Regions from separate parts of the Homo sapiens genome. Here all the other regions are linked to region 3. Evidence: chromatin loops called from intact Hi-C (ENCODE). Cell type or tissue: PC-3. All regions are shown on one strand. Each heading gives the region's core, and the rest is flanking DNA. Links, peaks and the distances in the headings are about the cores only.

Evidence for each region. A loop is a pair of places that touch in the nucleus more often than their neighbours do. Peaks named below come from ENCODE experiments on the same cell type or tissue, not always from the same donor. Only the 100,000 strongest peaks of a DNase experiment are listed, where the experiment ranks them.
Region 1: a loop joins it to region 3, with 13 times the contacts of the local background. A loop is called at or near these places in 17 of 110 quality-filtered maps.
Region 2: it touches region 3 in a loop (2.3-fold over the local background); 4 of 110 quality-filtered maps call a loop at or near these places.

Annotation. Positions count from the first base shown.
Region 1 is chr1:239,306,638-239,310,815 of GRCh38, reverse strand. No RefSeq gene overlaps it. Among named protein-coding and RNA genes, the nearest start is that of CHRM3, 78 kb to the left of the region's middle. In PC-3, for the core only: a CTCF peak has its summit at 1,914 (motif pointing left); no DNase peak of the experiment used is centred there.
Region 2 is chr1:239,715,195-239,719,372 of GRCh38, reverse strand. All of the region lies in intron 5 of CHRM3 (cholinergic receptor muscarinic 3), which reads right to left. CHRM3-AS2 (CHRM3 antisense RNA 2) reads left to right here and starts at 254. Exons shown (of 3, transcript NR_103776.1): 1 at 254-423. In PC-3, for the core only: no CTCF peak of the experiment used is centred there; a DNase peak (open chromatin) is centred at 1,792; H3K4me3 peaks cover 344 bases.
Region 3 is chr1:239,895,964-239,900,141 of GRCh38, reverse strand. All of the region lies in intron 6 of CHRM3 (cholinergic receptor muscarinic 3), which reads right to left. CHRM3-AS1 (CHRM3 antisense RNA 1) reads left to right here and starts at 270. Exons shown (of 2, transcript NR_046582.1): 1 at 270-378; 2 at 1,750-2,123. In PC-3, for the core only: CTCF peaks have their summits at 1,588 and 1,807 (motif pointing right); a DNase peak (open chromatin) is centred at 1,861.

The sequences.
Region 1 (4,178 bases), core at 521-3,020, 590 kb after region 3:
TGTTGACCCTGTAGTCTTCCCACCAACACAAGTCGACAGGGTAACTGAGGGGCCCATGGGCAAAGCAGAGTTGATCCATTTTCACAGAACTGTCAGCTCCTAACTTGACATGCCTTAAAAATGATCAGAGATACCATAACATTATCATATCCATTGGAGGCAAGAGTGGACGTTGATCAGAATTGCCTGCCCTTTGTTCATGTGGAGCAGTGGTCTCAAAATCCCTTGAAAACAAGAGGCCCACTTGAGAACTGCCTGCTGTATGATGTAAAGCCTACAGGGAGTGAGTTGATAACCCTTGGGGCCACCCATGGCATGGGGAACTTGGAGTAAGGGAAGCCTGTTGCTACTTGTTACTTTGGGATAGACCAGAGGCAGTGATGGATGAGGGAAAGCCGATGAACTGTCTCACAAACATGGCTCAAGCCCAAGTGTGTTCCTTTGTAGCCCATAGCCTTGAATGTCTTCTGCTTTCTCCATGAGTGAAAGTCAATCCAAATTAGTGTGTCAGCACCATTTTGGCAGCATAATCTCAACCAGCTTCTGGAAGAAATACTGCAGCAGCCAGAGGGAGTCATCTATTTACCAAGCTCTTTCTTGAACTGGGTACTGGCCACAGGATCCTGGAATAACCTGAAAGCTGTGAGGACTACAGCTCCTCCTTGGGTCATCTGCTTGACCCTAGTTATGGGGTACGTTAATGGGACAGAGTTGGAGACTGCCCCAAAAGGGATAAATGGGGACCAGGGCCAAGTGGTCCAGGCCTGTGGCACCACACCATGACAATACTTCAGGCCCCAGCTTGTCCTACACACTACAGGGATCTTGGTAAATTTTGAGGAAGGCACCCCAGAGTGGGAGTAAGGACCCCACTTGCCCAGGTCTAAGGGTGGTACTGCCTATGAATGGCATGAATGAGAGGGTGCCAATGTGTCATCTCTCTCAGCAAACATCACCTAGTTACTAACTGGTAGAATGTCATTTAGGACTCAGATCACCCACATTAACCCTGATAAAAGGGACTTTAAAGATCTCTGCCTGTTCTTTCTGAGATTGAATCCAGTGGTATCTCAGCTATTTTTGTACACTGAATCTCTCTCTGGATAGGATCATGGGTGGATTTGATGTTACAGCTTTGCCTTTACTTCCCCTGGGGGTGTCTAGACCAAGCCTGAGGCCTCTGCCCTTCTCTACTCCTCAGAGGCTCTTTTTCTCTTTTCTCTAGTCACTCATATGTAAATGACCCAAATTCTTGGTCTTCCTCTTTTTCTGAAGTGGAGTCTCTAAAGACAGAAGGCTAGAATCCTGACTGTCTAGCCCTCATCACCCGGCTGATTTCTCTTCAAGTTTTTGAGTGAATTGGACAGAGGAGAAACTCTAGGATAAAATTAACCTCATTTTGCTGTCTGGGGCTCTGGCCTCCAATTTTCATGAAATCTACTTAAGGGAATGGAGTAGACTACCTGTGAATCTGAGGAATTTCCACTGTCTGGACTAGAGACAACCTTCTGCTTCCTGCTCCATGTTTTCTCTCCCTGGCCCTCACCCCAGTTCCCACTGGTGTCCTAAGCAGATGAATGGTGTGTATTATGTCAGGCAGGAAGGCATCCTGTATCAGACCCAACAGGCAAAGAAACAGTAGGCATCCAAAAGTACCAATCCAAAGAAGGAAGGAAGGATTACAAAAGAGGCCGACCTGAAAGAGGTGGATCCCCAAAGCAGTGATCCTTAAAGGAACATCTCAAAAGAGACATCCAACTGGGGGTTATTGCTTTTAGTATCTTTTTCATACCTCACCCATGCCAAAGGTGTATGCCCCAGCACCAATGCTGTCTTTGGTTTTGGCCAAAATCAGCAGCCACTGTCTGGCTCAGAGGGGTGAGGACGTGAAGTCAGGTGGAGACTCTTGCGCGCCCTCTAGAGCTGAATGCACGCTTCTAACTTTCAACAGCGTTTTCTTTCCAGAGGCAGGCACCCTGATTAGGGGCCTGAATTCCTGGGTGACACTAAAAAGATGTAAATTATTTTATATTTTCTCAAGATGAGAGCTTTTGTTTGTTTTTTTTTTTATGCTAGAAATGAAGATATAGAAAAGAGAAAAAAATAACAATTTTCCCTAGATTCTTCTCCCACAGGGACTTCAAGTCTGTAACTGGTTGTGAGAAAAAGAATACCAAGATAATACACTATGAAAAGATTTGGGGAAAGGCTAATTTATAGGAAAAAAATTAGAGCACCTGAAATATTAAAATAAATGATGTGACTCATAAGCTAGAACTGTGATTAACAGTATGTTATGTAATATGTTATCAGGACCTGGGGAATAACAAAGTACATTTTATGAAACAACTTTTATGAGAATAAATGTAACTCATCTAGTCTCTTTCTGTTAACAATCTATACTCCCATGTTAATTTTTCAGACATGTATAACTTTACTGAAACTTCTTCCTTGGAACAAAAATACCTTGACAATAGCCAAGAATAACAAAAAGAATGATTTTTGTTCCTTCAAACAAAAATTTGAACTTTACGTGTTATATTCAAGTGATGTAAATATTTCCCCAATTCTCTGAATATTTCATAATACTCAGAGATTTCATACTTTTAGATAGCTCTAGAAAGTGATAAGGAAAACTAATCCTCTCTAAATTTCTGCAGTATAAAAAATAAAATCTGTTATTCAGGCATTGGGACAATAAACATTACATTGCTTAAACAGATCTATGTTGGTTTCAACCAAATATTATGTAAGAGAAGCCTGCTTCTTAGGTATTTTTAGGTATGAGGTTTCTAAAACCAGTTATACATAATGAAAATATGTAGTTTCACAATAATTTAATCGAGTTGTCTTTCAAGCAAAAAAAAAAAACAAGGCAATTTTAAATACAGTAAAGTTATTCCTTCTTGGGGACTTACTAGAGATTTTTGGAAGCAAATTTGCTCCTTGGGATTAGTATTATATTTCTTGCTTTGACATTCTTATTTTATTTTATTTTATTTTATTGATTTTTTGAGACAGAGTTTTGCTCTTGTTGCCCAGGCTGGAGTGCAGTGGTGCAATATCGGCTCACTGCAGCCTCCACCTCCTAGGTTCAAGTGATTCTCCTGCCTCAGCCTCCTGGGTAGCTGGGATTACAGGCGCATACCACCATGCCAGGCTGATTTTTTGTATTTTAAATAGATATGGGTTTTTGCCATGTTGACTAGGCTAGTCTCGATCTCTTGGCCTCAGGTGATCCGCCTGTCTCCGCCTCCCAAAGTGCTAAGATTACAAGCATAAGCCACTGCGCCCGGCCTTTCTTGCTTTGAAATAGTTTGGTGTAGAACTTAGTTTTCCAATGCATGAATATTAATCTGCTCCATGAACAACGAATTCTTTGCCCTGTGTATGATGGCAATTATGCATATTTTGACCAACTATCTACTGTGCACTGTACAGAAAGCACATGGAGGATGTGAAGATTTGCACCCAAAGAAACTTAAGATCTTGGTCAGAAAATATGACCTGATGTAAATATCCATAATGTATGAGGGCTTCCAAGAGTTAAAAATGAAACTCTACAGACTCATAGAACACCGGTTATAAGCATTTTTTGTAAAACCTTTTTTTAAGATAAATCATGAAGCATTTTAGCCAGGGAGAATAGAATGGACAAAAAGATCAAAGGAATGAATAAGCTGTGTTTATAATTTACCATTGCAGAATAACTTCGGCACTGTGAAAAATCCTCCCCTTCTGGCTGGAATTAACTACCCTCAAAAAATGTGCACAAGCAAATTCAAGACAATGAGACTAACAGTAAAATAGACATTCTTCAGGTTTTAGACGTGTCCGGCAAAGCTAGACGCTAAGGTGACTTTTTAAAGCAATTGAACTTTTAAGTCCTTTCTGTTTTATTATAAAAATGAAAATGTGTTCCTAGAATACAAACATGGTTTACTCTAGATAAAAAGAAAAAACATAACCTAGGATGAGGCCATAGATTTAAACATGAGAAAATAGGAGTATTTTTCTTTCAAATAAAATTAAGAAACAACGCAAAGATGTATTTTATTAGAGACTAAATCTTATCTCAAATAAGCATCTTTAAAAGCCAGACATACAAGTTAAAAGCAGCTGGGTTCTTTACTAATGCAGAGGTCTTTGTTCCTTACTGTAAATATATTAATTGCTCA
Region 2 (4,178 bases), core at 521-3,020, 180 kb after region 3:
TAGGGTGCTATATTGGTTTTACCTGAATGCAATTAAGGGCTAAATAACTACAAGCTACTGTTTAAAGTGGACAGGTATAACCAAGAGCAGGGGACTAATTCTGCCAACACCACTAACACCAGTCCCCAAAAACCCTAACGATACACTCAGAACAAGCAAACCAGTAGATCTGATTACCAATTTCACATATCCTGCATTCTTGGAGCTCACCCATTTCATCATTTCCGGACACTCAGACTCTAACTAGGAACACCTAACTCATAGCCCTGTATTTTGCTAAGTTTTTCCTCTACTCTTGAGTCCTCCTTTAATCTATAGAGTGTTATTCTACACTGGACCTCTCTCTTATTTTTTGGAGTCTAGCATCTTGCATCTTCCTGGAGCCCCAACTAAACTCATAACTTCTAAGCTTCTAAGAAATATGTAAGTTTTTCAACTCTGTACATTAAGTCTTTTTGTGACCTTAAACTTACCTTAGAAAAAGATGTACTGTTAGTTACCAACTGCTTCTTCAGCCTTGCGTATAATGCCTGTTCCTCTTTATGACTCCCCTTCAAACTTACTAGCTCATGAGGATCTGTAATTTAAGAAAAGAGCTTTGGCAACAGGGTAGTTAAATTGCTACTAGTGGTTACTTCTGAATGACTTCAAGTTGATTCTTTCCTTGTGTTTTCTTCAATCACTTCTTATTTTTACTAATCAGTGTCACTATGTGTGAGCTATGACACTCCTTAGAACTATGCAAGTAGGCTTCAAAAAAAAAAGAATGGAAATTTGATGAAAATGTTTTACTGCTAACACTCAGCTAGAAATACCACCTCTGAAAAAGTGTACAAAACTCCATGTACCAGGTGGAATATTACTCCTGACCCAGAGTATTATATAAACATCTGTATTTTCTTCCCCAATTAGAAACAAATAGCTCTTGATGAAATGTCTGTGCCCTGGTCCTTCAGAAGTCAGTATCTGACTCTAAGATGCCAGGAAAATTTCACCTTGTGTCATGTTTCACGCTGAGGAGTTTGTATAGCGCTAGTGTAAACCTTGGTCTCTAAGACACATTCCATGGTGAATTTATTTCAAATTCCAAACTGAGTTTATTCCATTTCACTCACTTAAAATTCCAGTTGTGATTGGAAAATATACACTTCATTTACCTTCTGCGCAGTGTTCAATGAACCGCTTGTCATGTTTCACCCTAGTAGGTTGCATTTCAATCCTGAGTGTGTCTGTGTAGCAGCTGATTAAAGCTTTGCTATTATTTGTAAGGGATGTTATAACATGCACTGTCATCTTTCTTGGCATTTTTTGAAACGGTAACATGAGGATTCTGGCAAAATAATATGGTAGTTGCTACTCTTTCCTTACACCTATACCATTTACTTGTCAGTAAACAAAATCATGTTTTCAATGAAGTAGACAAATAGAAAACTCAGCTTCCCTATCCTGTTGTATCTTGTGCCACTCTCTATAAACTGACATGGCATAAAATGACATAGCTTGATAAACTGCTGGAGTCAAACACAGATTACTGCCATTTAGCTAGAGCAGGACACGTCACTTGAGGACACGGCCCCAAGGAATGTCAGTTCTAGAGGAGGAAGGATAGAACCGAAATGAGGGATCTGGTTCTTTGTTGTGTGTGGCTGAATTTCCCGGACATTGTTTAAGGCAGAAATGACAGGTAGCATAAAAGAGCAAACCTTACCTTAAGAAAGCAGATTATATAAGCACCCCCCTTGAATCCCAAATTCCTGCCACACTAGGACTTTACCACATAGGTTATTGCTCAGATCTGATGAAATGTTAACTCCAATCCGTAACCAACTGATAACAACCAAAAACCACATTAGTCATTATTTACTAAGATAACAACGATAAAAATCATGTGTGTGTGTGTGTGTGCGTGTGTGTCTTTCCTTGAGTTCTGTATCAGGATTTTATAATGCTGAGAGAGTTGTCTATTAAGAAACATGTTTCAACTTTATTCCAAAGAAATGGTCCCCACTACTCTCTGTGAAACTGTTAATGTCCAGCATGGCTCTTGTTATCAACAGGATCTATTCTATGCTTTCCTGGTACCAGCATAATTAAGTCAACAAAACTGGTTGCTTTCAAAGCCAATAACTATTCAAGGCTACTTCCTCTGCAAGGGCACAGTTTTAATACACCCATAAGCCTTATTCAGGATCTCAATCTTTTGCAGTTGAAAAATGAATCCAAGAACACCGTTAGAGAAGCTCACAATTCAACTCAGATCTTACATTTGAACTTTTTCTTTTTTGGAAAATGTACTCATGGTAACTTTATTCATGCAAAAAAAAAAACTGGAAGTGATTGAGAACATTTGTTTTTCTGGCATTGAGGACATTTCAATTATTGTCCCTTAATATGTCATCTCATAACTATTATCTGGAACAAGTATTCTTCAAATATGCCATATGGATGGTTAAAATCAAAACAAACTATTAATAACAAATCTAAACAAAGCCAAACAACCAAATACACATACAAATAAACCAAATGAACCCTCCTGTACATTCTCATTTTGTCAGAGAGCTACATCCCCGCTCCCCTTGAGCTACGTTTGGGCCCCTCCCTTCTTCTAGCAAGGTTTTTTAAAGTTTAGGTTCTTCTTTCCTTTCCCTTCTTCTCCCTTCTCCTCTTCCTCTTCTTTTTTTAATTCTATTTTAGGACCCACTGGTTAGCTTTCCTTATTACCAAATTAAAAATATTATTTATTCACTCTCTTGCAAAAAAAGGCTCTTTTGAGAGTCACACTGTTTAGCTGTAAACATCATTTCTCCCTGTGAATGGCTGGAGTCCCAGTGAAGCCTTCTACATTTAACAAAGGCTTTGGTACATGGCTTAAAGTCTTAATATCCAACCCAAGATCCTGGATGACGTCAATGCCCTTTTCGATTATCAACCAGCACCTGCTTTATAGCTCCCTATTATTCACTACAATAGTCTTTTTGAACCTCCACTCTGCTTCAGCCAGTCACAATCATGGAGACCCCAAACTTGGCCACCTCTATACTTGTTCACTCTGTGAAGTTATTCTCTAAACAGCGCCAACCAACTTTTCAACTCTACCGACTTTGTATTTCCACTCCATCAGTTCTACAACCTCATTCATATCTCAAATCCCCTAAAAGTATCACTTTCTTTACTTCTAAAAGCTCCCTTTGGCTCTACTTTCTTCTCTCTTTAACCTAGACATCATAGCCTATCACTTCAAACATCCTCCTGTTAGTACCCACTTCTCGTTTGAATTCTTGTCGTCCCTCCACATTTTCCTCCAGAATTTCAACCCAAGATCAATGCAATTATTTTATGTCTGTTTTCATACACCTGGGTTGCTACATTCTGGTTAACTTCATGTGACTCTGCAGAATGGTACTGGTACAAAGCCCTGGTCTTCAACATCACTAGGACTTCAACACTGTCCAAATTTCCTTCCACATCTCCTTTTCTTTCAAGCTTTAACTGTTTCTTCCAATCCAACAGTATGTACAAACTGCCACTTCCTCACTCTCAGCAAAGCCCTCCTGTCCTAATTTACAGGTAAAATAGCCTGTGAAGTGAGAATTAACTCAATGTCCTTTCCTCCCTATGAACTGATTCCAGCCTAACTCTTTGCCACCCAACTCATTAGAAGAGATATCTTTTCTCTTATCCAAAACTAATCTTCCCACTTTTACTCTGGATCCTACCTTCCTCCCTCTTTATCTGTTTTATTAGCAATCCCACTTCTCACACAAACCTTCAACCTCTCCCATCCCATTGGTTTCTATGTGGTGGTGCACTGGAGCTGATAGCTAATTGTAGGTATCTTCTCAAATCTGCATTCAATAAGGTATTCTGAATGCCTTCTGCATTCTTCCATGATAGTTTTACTCCAGCCATGGTGACGGTATTTACGCCATGGTCATCTGTAATAGCTACAAATTAGAGCTTTTATTTCTCCTCTGGAGGCCTGGTTTATCAGAACACCACTGCACACACGCCTTCTCAAAACAAAACAAATAAAATCATTGACAAAAATTCTGGTGCATAGCCTATTTCCTCTTCTAGTTATAGTGCCCTCTGTCCTTTTATGTTCTAACTACTTAAAATATGTAGTGTGTACCCAATCATTTGCTCTTAACCAATTTAAATATGCCTTTAATTCTTAA
Region 3 (4,178 bases), core at 822-3,321:
CATTAGGATATTTTGAGTCAAGGAAGTTCACAGTCTACACTCATTGAATTGAATGATATTGGTGAGGGGACCTACAGGAAGTCTTTCCTTGTAATGCTCAGGAATAAACAGGTGGTGGGAACAGAGATCCTTGTCAGCCCAGTGACCTTCGCACTTTATAAGTAATCCCAGGCAAGAGTTCTAGGAATGCAGCCTGCATGAGGGCTCAGGGCATGGTCAGATAGGGGCAGACCAGGGGCAGGTGCCTGGCTCCTCTCTGGGGTCAGAGCAGGCTCCCTCCCTGCCAGGTTGTGGGTGCAACATTCAGGGAATGGTTACTGAAGTGTTCCAGGCACCAGAGCTCAGGCAAGAAGTGGAAAACTGCGCAAGATCCTGCACGTGGGTACCATCAGTGCCTTTGTGGGGAAGTTACATCTGTGTGTATGTATATATACTTAGTATATATATACGATATACTTAGTGTACTTATATCGTGTATATATACTATGTACTTAGTATACTTACTTATATACAATGTACATATACTTAGTGTATATATACATTGCATGTTGAACTTACTATATATATACACACACACTACACACACACACTAATTGGTCCGCTAATTGGCTGTTGCATTTTGAACTTGGTATGTGTGTATATATACATGTGTGTGAGTATATATACACACATATATACGTATGTATATACATATCATATACATACATGTGTATAGATATGTGTGTATATATGTATATGTGTGTATATGTATATGTGTTTATATATGTATATATGTATTTATGTATATATACACACACACTAAATTCAATAGATATATATGCGTGTGTGTATATACACACACACACACACACACACACACACACACTGAGTTCAAAATGCAAGAGCCAATTAGTGGGCCAATATGAGAATTAAAAAAGAAAAAAATGTACAGCAAATTGAATAGGACGTATCAGAATGCATACCACATAATGACAATCAATATCACTTCATTAAATTTTTGCTCGACATACACACACGTATAAAATTATGTCTATAGTCATGATGTACGTACAATGTATTTTGTGTTGAATAATGTTGGAAAGCCACTGCAGTGGATATTTTGACATCTTTTATTAATATTTAAAAGAAGAGGGTGAAACAAAAAATGTGAAAAAAGACAAAAAAGTTTGACAGTACTGAATTTAGGAGAAATTGAAGGTTAGTTCTAGGAAATTTGCCTTCTTCCCCCTAGTTATGGCAAAAAATAACTTTTCTGGGGTTATAAGTCTGTGAAATATATAGGTAAATTTAAAAAATTTAAAAATGTGTAAATATCCAGTGTGAAATACATGTGAGATTGCTTACAGAAACGGACAAGGCCAATATACATGTGAGGCTTCTGGTTATAATGAATTCCAAGGAGATAAACTCATTTCATGTCCTCTGAGCCAACCGGGCAGTACCTACTTGGGAAAAATGTTTGAGGGCTCTCGATTTTTAAACCTGCTGAACCAATTAAAAGCGTATAAATTTTTCTAGAAGTCTAAATTAATTCTACGTCTATAATAATAATTATTTTTTTAAGTGATGATATGGGAAAAACCCAAAATATCTTTGCAACATACAGCCGTGCGTTTTTTCTCAGACCAACTATTTAGTGCCTCTTCCCTATTTGTAATCCAGTCTGCGTCATTTTTCAGGGCTTGTTTTGGGTCTCTGACTGCCTTCTTTGCTTAGAGTGTCTCTGTTTTCTGTCATAATTCACTATAGCATTCAACGGCTAAAATGACTTTTAAAACTACCTGGTGAATGGCAATACCACATCAAACCACTAGGTGGCAAAGCAGACTCGGAGAACGACCTCTCTGCCAGCAGGCGCTGAAGCAGCTACCCGTTCCCCATGCTGGTGACCAGGAACTTCAGCTTAGCTCAGTCATGCAGTTCGCGGAGGATATCAAACAGAGTCAACAAAGCTTTGCAATCAAACGTGTCTTTAAAGGGAATCCAACTTGTGAACCTGGCTCTTGATATTCATTTGAAGCTGCAAGGGGGAAAAGATGTTACCTAATATGGAGCAATGGCTCTTATTGTGAACAAAACATCTCTGAACACCAAAACCGGAATAAAATTCTATTTAAAAAGGGGAATTTTTTTTTTAGAAAGTTGATTTATCTTGCTGCCTCCTCCCTCGGTTGCCACTTTTCATGGGTTTTTACTTGATTTGATAAATATGGACCTTGACAACAACAATGCAGGGTGCTTGGAAAAGGATTTGCATCAGGACCTCTTACGTGTAGCAGTAGCTGCTGAAATAACAGTTTTTCCTCAAAAACAAAAACCTAGATTCGACTGATGTTTCCTTGCATTAGCACTCGCAAGTCTAAAACCTTTTGTCATTAGAATATCTAAAGAAATGGCACGAAGTGAAAAGCAGGCGGGAGAGGTTCTTGTTAAATATTAGTATGACCCCTTCACCCAGAAAGGGCAGACTCCTTGTTGCTGAAGTTACTCTTTTCTGAGAGAAACAGGGAAAGAGTGCAGCTGGATTCTGTTCCACTGCAAACAGATTTGCTGATTACTGTTCAACATTTTAAAGAGGTATTTATTATTATGTGTTTTTAATACTGTGCCTTTATAGTGGAGGATAAAGAACAGTGCTTTTAAAATACCAGCTGATCTAATATAACTGTGGAAGTTATTCTGATGAAAAATCTAGTGAAAACAGTCATTTGGACTAAATATTTCTAATATGTCAGTTTAGGTACTGAAAGGACACCTGGTGAAGAAAATTCCTTTGGCTTAATATTTATGCTTTCATGATTAAGTTAGACTCGTGATCGCTTTTTTTTTCCAGGTCCATATTTATCAGAGTATTTATTTTTATATCTGGACATGTTCCACACATCTGATTTCCCTTCAGACTTCAGCCTATTTGCACGCCCCAACTCATGCACGCAGATAGAACTGTATATTTGCAAAGAGAGTAGAAGCAATGTGGGAGGCGCGCATTAAACGCCTAACAACCTGCCATAGCATGCAGGGCCAGGAAGTACACCCGATTCTGCCACGTGGGCACATTGCCTAGGCACTCTGATCCTACATCCTCATCTACAAAATGAGGATTATAATACTTGAGGATGAAATAGAATCTGTATAAAGCACCCAGTATAGCCTGACTGGCCCACAGCAGTTTCTCAAAAATGGTAAAATCAATTCCATAATTTTTCTATGGCTGGTTGACTTTACAGCAAGGTCTTTTTCATGCCTAACAAGAGCTAACATTTGTTGAGTATAAAGCAGTGGTTTTCAACCCAGGGTGACTCTGCCCTAGGGGATATTGGGCAATGTCTGGAGCCACTTTTCTTGTCACAACCTGGGGAAAATGTGCTACTGACATATAGTAGGCAGACGCTATCAATGCTGATAAACATCCTACAATGCACAGGACAGCTCCCCACAAAGAATTAAGGCTGCTAAGATGTTGATAGTGCCGAAGCTGAGAAACCCTGCTCTAAAGGGAGATCATACAGACCCAGAAAAATGTAGAGTTGTGTTTCTCAGGAAAACCAGGAAAATGTCCTGATACTAATTAATGAGGCAAACTCCACATCTCTTCAAGAATCAGGTCCCACTTCTCTGGAAATCACATTCTTCACCCACCCAGCAAAAAAGGAATCTCATATTCACGTGTTCAACTCTTCAATCATTATTTCACACAGTAAATGTGTTTGAGTACTGCCTACAAGGCTTAGACTGGGGATGTGGTTCTTGTTCTGGAAAACCACTTGTTGGCAATGCCATGAACTAAACAAAATAATTGCAGTGGAAGGAGCAGTATAGATGATTAGCTTTGCTTGAGTTGATGTGGTGGTAGCAAAGATAAGGACATTTTGTGAGTCTTGAGGAATAAGACTCCAAGCTGCCATGTAGTCAAGAGAGGACACAGCATTCCAAACAGAGGGAAGAGCCTATGTCCCCGATGCACTCTGCACATATTCCTGTTACCTCACAGAGCACTTCACTGTGTCTCTCCCAGGACGGCACAGACCCCGGAGGGACACTTTCATCTTCACCTACTCAAGTTTGTGCCTTGAGAGTTAGCATAAATGTCTTTCCCAGAGCAGACCTAGAACGATTGCCTCTACTCTGTTTTAATTGAGATGAATAGTTACATTTTGTTGTTGTTTTTTAACCTCGAG